Linked DNA regions of Mus musculus: region 1 is linked to region 2. The links are chromatin loops, found by intact Hi-C in ENCODE. Cell type or tissue: heart. All regions are shown on one strand.

Region 1 (8,000 bases), 320 kb after region 2:
ATTAAAAATCAGGGGGTGGGGGGTAGGGGGTGGAGAGATGGCTCAGCGGTTAAGAGCACTGACTGCTCTTCCAGAGGTCCTGAGTTTACTTATATATATAAAATAAATCTTTTAAAAAATTGCACTCGAGCCGGGCGTGGTGAAGCACGCCTTTAATCCCAGCACTTGGGAGGCACAGGCAGGCGGATTTCTGAGTTCCAGGCCAGCCTGGTCTACAAAGTGAGTTCCAGGACAGCCAGAGCTATACAGAGAAACCCTGTCTTGAAAAACCAAAAAAAAAAAAAAAAAAAAAAAAAAAAAATTGTGCTCGCTCTCTCTCTCTCCTTCCTTCCTTCTGCTCTTTCTTAAAAAAATAAAAAAATAAAAATAAAAAAAAATTCAGGGATGTGGCCGGGCAGTGACAGCACACGCCTTTAATCCCAGCACTCAGAAGGCAGAGGCAGGTGGATTTCTGAGTTCAAGGCCAGCCTGGTCTACAGAGTGAGTTCCAGGTCAGCCAGGGCTATACAGAGAAACCCTGTTTTGAAAAACAAACAAACAAACAAACAAACAAAAAAATAGGGATGTGCATGTGTGTATACACTGACTAGAATACAATAATTTAACAAGTTAAAGGCATCCATCATAAAATAAGCCTTAGCAATATATCCAGCCATGACTGCTGGGTCACAGGCAGCCTGATGCTATCTGAATGAGTCCCTGTGACACAACCCTGTTGCTTCAGGACACATGCTTTTCCTTCCTCCGATAGCAATAATAAACACAGGCACACCGCAAAATACAAAACCCTTCGGGCCATTTCCTTGATGGACCAGGATGTAGGACATTAGTCACAGGACAGACTCACCTGTGTCCCACTGACTCTGAGGAGAGTCCGAAGAACTGCTCGCCTGTCGCCGACGCCGGCAACTGTCCTCTGTCCTCTTGGAAGAAGAGCTGGGATTGCCATAGCTGTATCGCTCAGGGGACACTGGGGAAAGAGAATGGAAGAAGCTATCTCGGCTTCCTCACCTCTCAGCCCCGCATCCTAGGAAGAGTGCCCAGCCACGGGATGCCTGACCCAGCCGCTCAGAGGTCACACCCAAATACCCACGCTTCCTCAAGCACCTCCCGCCCAGAGGTTGTTCAAAGGCCTCCCAGGACAGAGTACTCATGGGGCGGTTCAACCCGTGTCAACAGCTCCAGCTGCCAGGGTTCCTCTTTCAGTAGCCCAGGTCCCTGTAATAGCACTTGCCCCCATCTCCAGCTCACTCTGGAGCCCCATGATATATAAGCAGGGCTCTCTGCTTCTTGAGGGTGACACTCAAGACAGTATTTTTTCTAAAAGCAGACAGCCTATTCCTAGAGGTGCCCCTCTGCTTACACAAATCCCACAGGCTTATTGTGGGACAGAAAAACTCATAATTCCCCCCTTCCCAACCTCTGCACTGTATCTCTCAAGAAAGAGCCCAACAGCACACCTACAGGCTCCTGGCACCTGACTCCTCCCCTCCTAGCTCCTCCCTTTGTACCCCAGAATCAAGGGCCTCAACCCTGGAGACAGGCCAGGCAGGTTTGAATCCTTGCTACATATACTTTGCGTGTGACACATTTTCATGCCCCCCACCCCATTTCAAACGCCACCTTCTTAGGAAAGTATTCCTTTGTTGTTACCTCTCCTCATTCTGGGGGTACTCTATCCCTCTCTACGACCATATCCAAAGCTAAGTTCCTTATTTACTATTAATTGACTTCTCCACTAATACAAGTTTCGTGGAGTTGGCATCTTGGCTGTAACTTCTCTGTAGCCTCACATGCTGCAAGGTACCCAGCGTCTCTGAACCTGTTGTTTTCCCTGGGGGCGGGGGAGGGCTGTCAGGTGACAGTGCCTATGAAACCTTTCCTATGAAAGGTTTGTCTCTTCCTGGCATAAAAAGTTCCACAAACAGTGGCCACAATCATTACTGATATGGCCGAATCCCACAAGCTCACTTCTACCTAAGCCATACCCTCTCACTGTTGAGTTTCTCGCTGTGAAATAGGGGAGACTGTATATCCTTATCAGGGAAGTACAGGGGCCCAGAGGGAGCAAGGTGTTTCTGCAACTTCCTATTCAAACCCTACCTGGCCGGCGCCGCTTGCGCGCCAGATGTGGCAGGAGGTCGTGACGGGCTAGCACGCGCAGGAGTTGGCTCAGCAGCCGCAGGTTGCTCTCGTCGCACTGCCCGCGGCGTTCCAGCTCCAGAAGCAGCTCCAGGCCGCTGCGGGCGCGGGCCAGGCCGCCGGGGGCGCCGGGGGCCTCATCCAGCAGGAAGGCCAGGAGCTCCAGTTCGCACTCGGTCAGCTGCCCGCCCACTACCTCGAACATACGGTGAAGCGACAGCATGCCGTAGTAATCCAAACACTCATCCTCCTCCCAGCTCGGGGCCGGGGTCGACCCGGACAACGCCATTCCCAGGGGAGGGGTGCGGAACAAGCTCAGAACCAGGGCCTAGAACCCACACGGCGGGGAGGAGGTCGTGGTCAGCGACACAGTGGCTCAAAGCCCACAGAGGCCAGAGCGTGGGCCCCGCAAGGTGTCTCCGGGCAGAGTCGCCCCCCACACCCTCAACGGTCTCAACCTCTCTCCCTCCCACGGACAGGAATGGTATCGCCCGAGATCCCATAGTAACAGGTCGAACGCTAGACCCCACCGGTCCACATCACTGTCGGGAGGACCAAGCCCAGATGCCCTTTTCTGAGTAGTACGTTTCGAACTTGCCACCGACTGACCTAGACGACCAGCTCGAATGAGCTACATGGCCCATTGCAGGGCACCTTGTCCACTGCCCGGTGACTTCGGATGGCAAATGTCCGGTCATAGCCCTCGGGTTCTGTCCACTAGTACCTTCCTGCTAGCTCCAACATCCCACTCAAGTGATACCTTTCAAAAGTGACCCTCGGCCCCCTGCAAGTGGGACCGACCAAGACAACCCTGAGCGCCACACAGGTGGTACTGTCTGAATCCGACCCCCCCTCCCTGAAAGGGCGATCGATCCTGCCCTCACCCGAGCACCCAAGTGGTTCCAGCTACCCTTCACCAGTCACCTTTAGGCCTCTCTTATCCTCACCAGATTCCAGCGTCCGATGACTTCTGGGCGACGGCCGCAGCCACTTGTTTTGGATCTTTCTGGCACCTTCTCTATTATTACGCCTGCGTCACCTCGCTCCTCCTCTTTCGCCCAACTCGCGCAGGTGCGACCGCCACGCCCCTACAGCGCAAGCGCAGAATCAGACCTCAAGCTCCACCCCTTCCAGGACTCCAGATCCGCCCCTAACCCAAGCGTCCGGACTCTCCCTTGCTGCGCTTGCGCAAGAGCAAAACCTCGCTGTGTCTTGCTCTTGATGGTGGTTTCAGGCTCGGTGTGTGTCCCCTGAATCCTATGACACGACCTGGTGGAATTACTCATCCCACAGACTACCTCTTCCTCCTGATCACGTCCTAGACACCCACATGACCAGTGCCAACAGCTGTCAGCGCAAAGTAAACCAGTCACGAGGGTCCCGACTCCCTGGAGCGCTCAAGGCTCATAATCAGGACTTGTAATACAGTATGCCCCATTCTGGTGGCAACCAGAAACCTACAACTCAACTCTGCTGTCTCAGATCCTACATGGAAATTCTTGCTCATACAGCTCCCCAGCCCCAATTTATAAATTCTCCAGTCGCAAGCAGCAGAATGATACCTCTTCCCAAATCTCAATAGACCTTGCCACCCCCTGTGTGCAGCACATTCCGAAGACGTCCATCAGCACCTCCTATCATAGACACCACACCCACGGTTAGAACAGCCTTTGTACAATCGCTTCTGAGCCCTCTTGAGTCTTGGAGCCACCCAGATGCCCCTCCTAACCTGCACCTATGAGAGCAATCCTGTCACAGAAGTGGAGGCTAGGGTGTCTTCATGTCCCCTACACGAGGCCTTGAGCGTGACGGTCGCTCCTCCTCCCCCACTTAGGTGACTCAAGGTCAGGGCCAGCACGTGCCTAAGACAGGTCTCTTCTAGGACTGGTTTCCACCCCCGGAATTGTCTCCCTAAGGGGCGGGAGGCTCTGGCTCAATGCTGGCTGTTTGTTTCCCTTTTCTGGGCCTTAGCTTTTCCACCTGTGAAACGGATGGCAGTGGAGTCCACGGTATGGGCTCTCTGTGTGAATATCATTGAATCAGACAAAGAATGGGAGGAAGGGGAAAGCTATTTATAAACGGTAAAGCTTCTATGATGGGTGGGCTATAGTGAGTACTACGGTGTATCAGGCCCCGAGCCGAACATTTTTATGTGTATGACAAAATTCAATGCCTTCAACAACCTTTCAGGAGATGCGATTCCAGTCCACTTTGCACGTAAGCAAAAACTGAGGCGGCGCAGGAAAAGTACAAGTGTGTCTGGCTTTTTAGTTACGCTGTCAGAAACGCTCAGTCTCTTCTGCTACGAGATAACACCTGTCAAAGTCTCGCACCGCCACGTTCATTTGTGCGACCTCGCTCTATAAGGATGCACACTTTTCTCCGCTGAATTTTCAAACAGCAGGAAAGGAGCGGCCCCGGAGAACTGCGCAGGCGCCTCTCCTGGTCCCGGACACCGCCTCCAGGGCACTGGTGTCTGCGTGGAGAAACTCGCGGAGCCCCGCCTGACTCCCAACACGCAGGCGCGAGGGCGCGTGCCCTGCGCTACCAGCTCTGATTGGCTGCCTCTCCTGAGAGCACCGCCCAATGGGAGGCGTGGATAGTGAAGGGTCCTACACTACTGGAGTGGAGGGTCTGTGTCAAGAGCGGCAGGGGCTGCTTGGAGGTAAGAGAGATGGGTGAGGGCGCCGCAGGGCGGGCGGGGAAGAGAGCGCTGGGTGTAAGGAGAGAGTGGAGGAAGAGGGAAGGGTACGCTCAGGGTCGGAGAGCCTTGGGGCCTGCGCTTGGGGCTGGAGCAGCGCGGGATGATCGACAGCTCCTTCCTGTGTGCCCTAGAGGCGTCGTTGGATCCCCTGCTTGTGCTGGCCTCAGCTTGAGCTCGCTTGCACACCCCACCCCTGCAGGGGGCTCTCACGCTGCAGAGAAGAGGAATCTGGTAGGAGGGAAAAAAGCAGTGTAGCGGGAAAGTTGAACTTTCAGGCCCCTGGTGTAGGTGCTTAGATCTCCTTTCCGTATACAGAGGTATTAGCTGAATTCCACCTACCCCCTGACACGGTGTAGGACTGGGAGGGAAAAGAATGCAGGCGGAAAAGTGTCCATTTCGGGATACCTGTGCTACTTTCTAGAAGGACAGTGTTATTAGGATTGTGTGCAAGTTAAGTGAGTTTTGGAAGGATTGAGTTGGATGAAATTCAGAGAGCACATAGGATTGGGTCCTGTGCACCATGTTTTTCTGTGTATGAGCTCATCCATACTTTGTAAAGTTTGGGCATCCGCTCCTTACCTGCTACAAGCCATGTAGCATGCTCTGATCCAAGCCAGGGGAGTTCTGTCTTGGCAGTGAGGCTGTAACTAAGGCAGAATGCTAACCTCCCCCACCCCCAGCCCATTTGATTGTTTCTAAGAAAATCCTTTATGGACTGGTTCGGACTTAATGAGGAGCCAGGCAGGTGTAGTGGCACCCGCTTTCAATGTCAGCACTGGGGAGGGAGAAGCTGGTAGATTTCTGTGAGTTTGAGGCCAGTCTGCCCTACATAGTGAGTTCCAGATAGGCCAGGGTTACAAGATGAGATGCTTCAAAACAGAGCGCACTTAATGGGGTATTTGGAATTGGTAGATAAGGAAAGTTTGGTTCCTGAGCATTTAGCAAGTCATTTATCTGCAAATGGTTTATTGGTCATCAACTAATAACAGGGCCTTGTACTGGGCTATGTATCATGGAAATGCATAAAATGGGTAGACATGTAGTGTGCACAGAGATGGTTAAGGTCCCAGGACATCGTCTATAGGGAGCCTTAACTCGTCACTGAATGAGTCTGTGTATTTACTGTGTGCTGGGCACCTTTCTTGGCACTGGAAACACCTCGGTGGTGAAGAGGCTAAGATCCCTGCCCTCTGGGAGCAGTACATGAGCAGCCTGTATGCCAGGGCTACCAGCTAAAGTCTCCATGCTCCTGGCATGAGCACAAGTAAAGAGGTAAGGAAAGTGGCCGATGGCACTTGGGAGGCAGAAGAAACAAGGCTGAGAACCAGACGTCCCCGTGTACATACTGAGTGAGGTCAAGGCCAGCCTTTGTACATAGACTGTCTCTACAAAACAGAACCAGCAAGGCAGTGGCGGCGCACAACTCTAACCCCAGCACTTGGGAGGCAGAGGCTGGTGAATCTCTGTGAGTTCAAGGCCAGCCCAGTCTACAGATCTGAGTTCCAGGACAGTCCAGGGCCACACAGAGAAAATCTGTCTCAAACAACAGCAACAACAAAAACGGGCCATCTTGCTGGCCCAGGAGGTAAAGGCGTGTGCCTTGCAGCCCTGATGACCCCAGTTCAATTCTCAGAACCCATATACCATTGGGAGGAAAGAATGGGCTCCGAATGCCATGAAGTTGTCCTCTGTATGCTACATGTATGCCATGACGTGTGTTCATGCATGCAGGCACACAGTAACATAAACAATGACAAAAAATGGTGGCGGTAGGGCTATAAGGTGGCTCAGTGGGTAAAAGCAATTGGCACTGAGCCTGATGACCTGAGTTTGACGCCAGAGCCCCATGGTGGGAGAACCAGATCCTGCAAATTGTTATCTCACTCCACACACATGCTCCCCCCCAGCCCCCCACCCCCCGCAATTAAAAAAAAAGTATAACAGTAAATAAAATCTCCTTAAATTGTAGGTCTTGGAGCAGAAGGCTTAAGGTGGGTTCATGGAATGGACTGTAGGCTCCTGTTGTGTGAAAGGGGTTGGATTAGGTTGAGACCAGACTAAAAGCCTAGGACTTGGACTGTCAGGTTGGAGAGTTTTGTATCCCTGGGGCTAAGTGTGGAAGTACACATACAGAATCCCACTGCTGGGGAGGCTGAGGCAGGGTCGCTCTAAAGCTACCCTCTATTGCCCAGTGAGTTTGAGGCCAGCCTAGGTTGCAAACAAACCCAAGCATTGGTGTTTGTTAACCAAGTGCCTGGCCTGCCGTAGGCCTTGTGGTCAGTCTGACTTTAGTTCCATTTTACCGGTGAGAAAATTGATCTCAAGGGAGAGGAGGTAAAGTGGGAGAGCTCAGACTCAAGCTGAGGGAAGTCTAGTCCCCGCTGTTCCCTTAAATGCTTTGCTGTGGGGCTACAGGAGCGGAGGAAAGGTGTTACACAGAGGAACTTGCATGGGTAAAGGCTGAGGGGCCAGAAAGCTCAGAGACGGAGAGGGAATGGGAATGTTTGTGTGTGGGCTTCTGAGAGGGCAGAGTTAGAGGCCAGGCTGCAGGGTGTCCATACTGTCTTACAGATACCTGACTATAGTGGCTACGACAGACTCAGAGACGTGAGACCATGAAAGGCTGAGGCATAAACCTTTAGCTACAACTTGACTGACAGACTGGTGAGTAGTGGAATGAGCTAGGGAACACCTGAGACATCCTACACTCCCCTTGGGTTCCTGGTGTGCCACTGGCTTCTGCCCTTCTTTCTCCAGGCACTGCCTTCCCCATAATGGCAGAGATGGTGGCAGAGGCAGCTGAGATACCAACACAATCATCAGGAGCAGTGGAAATCTCAACGGCTGTGTCAGGAGAGCTGGCAGAGATGGCGACAGCAGTGACTGAGATGACCTCTGGAGAGGCCCTTGCCTCGTCCCTCTTCTTCCAGCACCACCAGTTCATGTGCTCGGAGTGTGGCAGCCTCTACAACACCCTGGAGGAAGTCCTCTCCCACCAGGAACAACACCTGCTCACCATGTCAGAGGAGGAGACTCTGACCACCCAGGATGCAGGCCTGGAGCCTGAGCTAGTGCCTAGCACTGGGGAAGGACCCTTCCAGTGTGGTGAATGCAGCCAGCTCATCCTCTCTCCCAGCGAGCTCCTTGCCCACCA
Region 2 (8,000 bases):
CCGCACACCAAATTCATATCCTCAGGTTTGCATGGCAATACACTTACCAGCTTGAGCTATCATCTGGACTTTCTTTGCTTTCAGTTTTTATTTTACTTTATTTTATTTTATTTTTTTAAAGCTAGATATTAGTCTAGGCTAGCCTCAAACTTGCTATATCACCATGGCTGGCCTGATTCCTCTTTACCTTCCAAGCACTGAAATTACAGGCAGGTGGCACCACCAGTTTTATTTTTGTTTGTTTTAATTTTTGTTTTGTGTTTTGTTTTGTTTTTGTGGGGAGGGTTAGACAGCATTTTGCTATGTAATTCAGGCTGGGCTAGAACTCACTCTATAGATCATATTGGTCTGGAATTCCCAATCCTCCTGCCTCAGTTTGCCAAGCACTGGAATTACAGATGTCCAGCACCACTCACTCCCTGCTCGCCGTTCTGCTTGTCATTGAGGAGCAGTAGAGAGCTAGCATGGTGGTGCACAGCTTTGACCCTAGCAGCACTCAGGAGGCAGAGGCAGGCGGATCTCTCGGGAGCCAAGGCCAGCCTGGTCCACGTACTGAGTTCCCAGGTAGTTCTTGCTAGATAGAGATCCTCAGAGCATCAGTGGAGTGGCAGGGAGGTGCAGCAGTCCACTTGAGACAGGGAGATTGCTTAAAGTTTGAGGCCCATAAAAAGAAAGAGAGGAGAGGGGCAGAGACTAGAATCTGCCAAGATCCTGATGGTGGGATCTGCCTTGATGGTGGGGAGCACAGTATCCCTCACTCTTTCTGATAAAGCACTTGCTAGTAGGAGACAGTCTAAAAACCCTTCACCTCCCTCCTTGCTAAACGTCGCTTCTACTTCATCCCCTTCTGTAGAAACGGTGGCAAAATGAGAAGTTTGGGGTGGACATGCCAGATGACTATGAAGATGAAAATCTCTATGAGGTAAGCACTGTTTGCAGCAGGCGTCGGGTGCATGGGGTGTGGTGTCTGCCTTGAGTCTCACCCTGGAGTTGACTGGACGCTGGGGCTCCAGCTGTCAGGGTACTGATGTCTCCTCTCTGACCCCTGCAGGGCCTGAACCTTGATGACTGTTCTATGTATGAGGACATCTCCAGGGGACTCCAGGGCACCTACCAGGATGTGGGCAACCTCCACATTGGAGATGCCCAGCTGGAAAAGCCATGACTGACATGTCCCACCCTTCCCTGCCTGCCATATGTCTGACTCCAGCATCCCTGCCTCCCCACTCTTCCCCTGGAGTCCCCCCTTCCCAGTGCTTGCTCCAGCCACTCGAGTGGCCTACCCTTGCCTCCAGGCTGCCCCACCCTATTCTCCCACCTAATCTTGTCCTTCCCCAAGTCCAGCTCCCTCTCTAGTGGGTAATGAGCCCTTAATCGCTGCCTCTAGGGGAGCTGATTACAGCAGCCTCGTTAGTGTCACCCCCCCTCCTCCCAGATCTGTCATGGCCACTTAAGTGATAATAAATCCTTCCCAAAGCAGCCCTTGGCAGGAGTCATGGATCTCATGTAGACTGCTCCTCAACACTGCCAGGGAACCAGGAGCAGAAAACCCAAGTCCCCTCCCCCCTCAGACCCAGGATTCTAGGTTCAAGTTCTCACCTGACCACTTCTGAGATCTGGGACCAGACAGTTCTTGCTGTCTGTCTTCCCCAACCCCCTCCCCCCAAAATAACAGGAAGTCTCTTGGGGAAGTCCCCACCCCAATTGAAATGCTGGTTTATCTCCCTTATAGGGCCTCACCCTCCTCATGTCCCAAAGCAAGGGGGAACCAGCCCGGGTGTTACCAAATTTTTACCTATATTTAAACTCTGAGAACACAAGATATTATTTTCTGGAGTGGGGCCTAATTCCCTCATGGGTTCACTTGCATAAGGCAGATTTGGAGAGTTTCTGTCAAGAACCGGGGGGAGGGGGATGACAGAGAGAGCTAGAGTGGTGTGACAGTCATTGGGATGGGAAGAGCAGACTCAGGTTGTTAAAAGACAGGAGGCCAAGAGGAGACTCAGTGGGATCCCCAGAGACAAGGATGCAGAGATAAATAGCCAAAGGAAGAAGCAGACACAAACTGGCTGGCCTGATAATAACAGTTGAGGAAAGGACAAAGCCTGAAATCTCAGAGCATGAGAGAGACAGCCAACAGCAAGAAATGGGCCCAGCGTGATCAAGGCACAGAGGAGCTGCAGCAGGGAGAAGCAACAGAGGCCAGAAAGCAAGGAGTGCCTGGATGGGCCCCTGACCTTGTGGGCAGGAAGGCCTTCGAGCTTCGAAAAAGAGATCAGGGTGGTGGCGCGCACCTTTAGCTTTAATCTCTCTACTCCAGAAGCAGAGACACCTGAGTTCGAATCCAGCCCGCCTTACACAACAAGTTCGAGGCCAGCCAGGGCTACATAGGGAGCCCTTGTCGCAAACTAAGAGAAAGAGAGAGTAAGGGCCAGGGCAGGAGCTGGGCAACAGCAGGGAGGGCGGCGGAGGCGGACAAAGGCGAAGGGGAGCCGGGCGGGGCCGGGTGGGGACGCGCCCGCGGGGAAAGGAGGAGCCGCGCGGGCGGCGAGAAGGGGAAGGAAGCCGAGGTGCCGGGCGGGCACGGGGCGCGGGCAGGAAGCGGGGAGGGGCGGCGGGCGGGGGCTCCGGAAAAACGCCCCGACTTCCTGCCCGCCAGAGCCAGGAAGCCGGAGTCGGGACACCGGGCCCGGGATCCCCGAGCCCGACCTCGGGCGCCTCGCCGGTCACCTCCCCGCGCGGACACCAGGTACACTGTCCCTGGCCCCGCCCGGCCTCCTCCTCCAGCCGCCGCAGGGAGGAGCAGGGAGGGGACCGGGCGCGGAGGGCCTCCCAGGGTGCGCCCAGTGAACCTGCAGCCGCCTTTCTCTGGCCTCGGTTTTCTCATCTGTCAAAGAGAGCAAAGAGAAAACCCGGCGCGTTGGCGCCCGCCTGTCATCCCAGGAGTTGGGAAGCAGAGACAGGAGGATTGCCATGAGTTCGAGGTTAGCTTGGGCGACCTAGCATGAACCTGCCTCAAAAGAAAAAAAAAAAAAAAAACAAAACAAAACAGAGAGAGAGAGAGAGAGAGAGAGAGAGCACTTGTCGAGAGCACAAGTAGGTAGAGATCCAGGCTCCCAGCGAAGAACGATAACACTCATTTATCAGCAGGGAAACTGAGGCCCAGGGAGTCGGACTGCCTTGTCGTAGGGACAGAGCATCTGGGACTTGAACTCAAAGCTGTTTCCTGTAAAGAGCTGTCCCTGCGATCATGGATGCTTGATTAGAGCTCCCTAAAATAAACAAATATCTCTGCAGTACATTTTAAAGCCGAGACTTACAGAGCGTTAAACACGTCTCAGAAAGCTTTTTTCCTTACCCTCTCTGTGGTATTAATTATACTCTGGGAGATGGCTGTAGGGGAGAGAACCGGAAACATATCCTCATTGAACAGATGGGAAGACTGAGGCCTAAAGGGAAGTCATTGCATTTTGCAGGTTAGTCTATCAGAAGAAAATATATGCTCGAGCGCATGAGTGTTTTATGCTTTTGTTTGTGTGTGTGTGTGTGTGTGTGTGTGTGTGTGTGTGTCTATCTATGTGAGGGGGTTCTGTTTTTGTTTTGTTTTTTCTTTCCAATTACAGCGGGAGGAGTTGACAGTGGTGACAGAGGGTATACAAGCATTTGGAATTTAATAGGTCCGAGTTGGGGAGGTAGAGCTCATGTGAGGTCCCGATAGGTGCTTAGGACCTGAGCGACTTGAAGTTTCTCCGAGATTGAGCCCTAACCAGGCAATGGAACCATGCACCACTCCTGCTAAGGGGGCGGGGCCCAGGAGAGTGACAGGGGCAGTCGAAATACGGAAACAAGGGTCCTCCAAGGCAGACCAGAGCGGCCCTATCGGGCCAGCGTGGCGCCGTGTATTGCGATACCCGCCGGCAGGAGGAGTGGAGTTGCCGAGGCCGGAGAGCGGTAGGAGGCGGGCTAGAGCGGCCGGAGGGAGGAGTGGAGCTGGACGCAAAGGCGGCCTCTGGCTCGGCTAGAGCGACTCTGCGGCACGGGTGGGGGAACCTGGAGCTCGAGCGCGGAGGCTTCGGTTCCTGAGGCTGCAGTGGCTTGCTTCTCTTCCCATCCGACAGGTGAGATAGGCAGCCCTTGGTTGCCGTGAAACCTGACCCCACACGTCTTCCCTGCCACCCACACCACCACCGCTGCAGAATTAGTGAGCGCCTGTTGTAGATCAGCCACGTCCCACGTAAGATTTAGGGCTCGTGAAGACCCGCCACGTTACATAGGTCAATAAGAGCTCACATACCTTCCAGGTTTCAGGAAGCCTTTCACGGAGACCTGGCTTTTAACATAAGCATAGGCTTCTCATAGATCAAGGCAGGGCCCTACAGAACCCACCACACACCACTATCGAGGTCCCATAAACCATTAGTTTTCCCTTTAGAATCACCATCTCTCTGGATTCTTGAGGCCCACTATATGTCAAATAGAATGTGGGGTTGTATACATTCCAGGGCCCTCGTAGTTTTTTTCAAGGCTCCCAGAAGTTCTTGGAGACCTAAATAATCCAGTCCAAAGGCTTGTTGAATGTGAGCCCTTAGGACCCAGGCGCCTTTATGTGTTTACTTCTTCAGGACCCCCCCACACACACACACACACATACACACACACACACACACACACACACACACACACACACACTGCATAGACCTAAACCTGCCCTGACTTCCCCTGTCCACCCCACCTCCAGAGCCTCAAGTGCAAAATGCTCCCTCTGCCGGACAGTAGTGGACTTTGTCAGTTGCTTCATTTTGCCAGCTTTACCTATGTCTACTTTTCAAATCCTCTTTGAGCCCAGGTTTCTGGAGCTGCTGGGTCCATCCTGGGTGTCTGCAGAAGTCACGGCAGCCACATGACCTTTCCAGGCACCATCAGACCTGATGTATCTCAGAATAGATGCACATTTTAGTATTCCAAGGTCAAAGTGTGTGTGTGTGTGTGTGTGTGTGTGTGTGTGTAGCAGTGTTGTGTGCTGAATGTTTAAACTGTGGAACCAGACTGCCTGAACCTGAATCCTGGCTCTGACTCTCATAAGCCATGCCTCAATTTCCCCCTCCTGTAAATCAGCAATAAGAATAATAGTGACACCCTCCTCTCCTAAAACAAACCAAAATAATGCTGGCCTCATTGGGTCAGTAAGAGGATTAAATTCATTAACATCTGTAGACAGACCCTGAACCCTGCATAGAAACTAAGCCTGTGTGTGCTGTCTTTGCTGTGTCTGACACATACTGAGAACACGTGAGTGTCAGCCATTGTTCCTTATTACTGTGATGGGGAGTGTGGAGGCAATGCATGTGAACTGTGAACAAGAGAGTCAGGGTCTTCTGGTGACAATTTGTTAAAATTTCGTACCTCCCTTGGCTTCTCTTTTCTTGGGGGGGGGAGTTAATAAAGATTTAAGCGTGAGAGTTACGGGGGCCACTCTGAATGATGTGTACAGGCCAGTATGGTGGCACACGCCTTTGATCCCAGCATTGGGAAGGAGGAGACAAGTGACTCTCTTGATTCAAGGCTGGCCTGCTCTGCAGAGTTCCAGGATAGTCAGGGCTACACAGATAAACCCTGTCTCCTGTCTAAGAAAGAGAGAGAGAGAGAGAGAGAGAGAGAGAGAGAGAGAGAGAGAATAGAAGGAAGGAAGGACAAACAAGCATTCTGTCATTGAGCTACATCCCCAAGCCCTCCTTGGCTCCTTTGGGGTCTGTCAGGTGAGTATATTTCCTGCTAACTGAGATGAGCATGGGAGTTCCTGGTCTGTGATCATGGCTTCTAACCTAGAAGGTCTGGCTGGCTGGAAAGGGTGGTTTTTGAAGGCATCTTGTTTCTCAGGGGATGAGTGCTTGTAGTTGGGGAGGTATTGCAGTTGATGGGACTAGACAGAGTGCTTCTCTCCAATAATACTAGAACTCAAGAGACCAAGACAGGGGGATGCCCGCAAGCTTGAGGCCAGTCTACAGAGTGAGATCCTGTCTAGAAAAAAGAAAAGCAAAAACTGAGCTGATATACCCAGAACAGTTCTTACGCACTAGATGGGCTTGTTTCTCATAAGCTGACTTTGTTGGCAAGTGTATTTATTAAACGCTCACCAGTGTTCACATCTTGACATTAGCTGAGCTTTTATGGTGGACAGATCCAGCTTCTGAGGAAGAGTACAAATGATGCCTGCTTGGTGGAACCCCCGGCCATGACTTCTGGACACTACAGAAAGCATCTTTGGCAGAAATCAGAATCATAGCAACGGTTCATTGAGTGCTAGGGAGGAGGCTCCTGGAAGAGGGAGAAGGGCGGGTCTCGGGCAGCCAGAGTTATAAATAGCTTTGGGGTGTGGGGACCCGCCCCCTACTGGTCCACCCCACACTCTTTCCACCATTCCTTCCCTCCTGACACTGATCCACACAGCATTAGTCAGACTAATTAGGGTCTGGAAGATGCTGATGAAAAGGGAGAGTAGAGGGAAGATGGGATGGGGAGAGAGGATAGAGATGCAGTGTGGAGCTGGACCGAACCAACACCAGCTGTGGAAGGACAGCTGTCCTGGGGTGGGGGAGGAGAGATAGGGAGGCAGAGGAGGGGCCAGCAGAGGTGATAGGAAGGATGAGGTAGGTCTGGGAGGAGAGGTGGAGTCCCGGATTCATATTGAAGGGGAGCAGCATGCCCCTGAGGGCAGGCTGCTGAGCCCCACCTCCTCCATCATCTTTCAGGGACCAAAGCTGGGAACTGTAGGGAACCATGGGGCCCAAGAGCTCAGTGTGTCTGACAGAGAGGGACTCGGTTTTGTTTTCTCGTGTAGAGGGCGTTGGAGGTTGGGGGTTCACCATTGACATTTCCTGTCACAGGAAATGGGGCTGGTGGGTTCAGAGGCAACATCCTGGCCCAGGCCCGCCACAGATCACAGTGTATCACCTTCCCCTACTCTTCCTACCTTCTCCTAAGGGCTGTGCTTTTAATTTTGCTTGTGCCAAAGTCCCTCCCCCTTGAGGGCTAGCCAGCCTTCTGGGTCCCTGGTCCTTCCTTCTTTAGTGACCCAAATTAGTGGTTTTACCCACAGCCACCCAGCCCACCCATGGACCCATGCTCCTGGCCTCCAGCACACGCCCACCCCGCTTGGTCTCTCCGCCTCAGCTGGGCTGAGAAGAGCTCTTTGTCGCCACACAGAGGCTCCATTGAGCTTAGGAGGCTGGGGGGTGGGGGTGTTTACTCACCTTCCGCACCTGGGCCAGGAATCTGTGAGTAACTGCCCAGCCTCGGGCACTTCCTCCCCACCCCTAACTGCTCCTCCTCTCCGCAGCCCGGCGGAGTCCTGGAGATGGGAGAAGTCGCCGGAGGGGCGGTGAGTGCGGGGAGAAGATCTGAGCCAAGGTGAGGGAGGTCTGGTGCTCTGTGAGGTAGGGAGCCCTGTGAATTGAAACCATGTGTCCCCTTGCAGGCCCCAGGGCCTCCCCGGTCTGGCCTGGTGTCCATCATCATCGGGGCGGAGGATGAGGATTTTGAGAACGAGCTGGAGGCGGTAAGCAGGGTGGGGTGGGAGAGTGTCCACCAAGGACCCAGTTCTCCGTCCTGGGATGTGTCCTCCCTGCTCACATTATCATCTCTCACCCCATGTGTAACTGTCTACAGTAGTCCCACCCATCTCACTCTAACCCCAGTTTATCACCACCCCTCCCCCATTTGACTCACATCCCTTCTCAGGACCGGCTCAGGAACATCAAGTCTTATCCCTTCTTCCCAACTTCTTGTCCTTACTGTCTGGGTTGTAGCATAGGCCCATCCACCCCCATTTCCCTGTCGTGAAACCATTGAGAGGTGCAAGAAACTGGGTAGGGCAAGCCTTGGATGTCCCTTCTTTCCCCTTGGCACTCAGCTCCCTTGTCCCCACCCTCCAGAACTCAGAAGATCAAAACAGCCAGTTCCAGAGCCTAGAGCAAGTGAAGCGCCGCCCTGCCCACCTCATG

Evidence for each region. A loop is a pair of places that touch in the nucleus more often than their neighbours do. Peaks named below come from ENCODE experiments on the same cell type or tissue, not always from the same donor. Only the 100,000 strongest peaks of a DNase experiment are listed, where the experiment ranks them.
Region 1: it touches region 2 in a loop (2.5-fold over the local background); 1 of 42 quality-filtered maps calls a loop at or near these places.

The regions. Positions count from the first base shown.
Region 1 is chr7:25,216,698-25,224,697 of GRCm38, forward strand. It overlaps Dedd2 (death effector domain-containing DNA binding protein 2), which reads right to left and starts at 3,162. Exons shown (of 5, transcript NM_207677.3): 1 at 3,067-3,162; 2 at 2,104-2,470; 3 at 848-970. The coding sequence starts at 2,431. Zfp526 (zinc finger protein 526) reads left to right here and starts at 4,728. Exons shown (of 3, transcript NM_175436.5): 1 at 4,728-4,807; 2 at 7,418-7,510; 3 at 7,604-8,000. The coding sequence starts at 7,621. It overlaps Mir7048 (microRNA 7048), which reads right to left and starts at 1,028; the gene lies at 971-1,028. In heart, a CTCF peak has its summit at 2,283; DNase peaks (open chromatin) are centred at 2,474, 3,264, 3,974, 4,674 and 1 weaker place; H3K4me3 peaks cover 5,032 bases; H3K27ac peaks cover 3,785 bases.
Region 2 is chr7:24,900,380-24,908,379 of GRCm38, forward strand. It overlaps Cd79a (CD79A antigen (immunoglobulin-associated alpha)), which reads left to right. Exons shown (of 5, transcript NM_007655.4): 4 at 854-922; 5 at 1,052-1,479. The coding sequence ends at 1,165. It overlaps Arhgef1 (Rho guanine nucleotide exchange factor (GEF) 1), which reads left to right and starts at 2,607. Exons shown (of 30, transcript NM_001130151.1): 1 at 2,607-2,749; 2 at 7,337-7,378; 3 at 7,475-7,555; 4 at 7,932-8,000. The coding sequence starts at 7,355. In heart, CTCF peaks have their summits at 3,927 and 4,789; DNase peaks (open chromatin) are centred at 1,692, 2,712, 3,942, 4,773 and 1 weaker place; H3K4me3 peaks cover 3,938 bases; H3K27ac peaks cover 4,917 bases.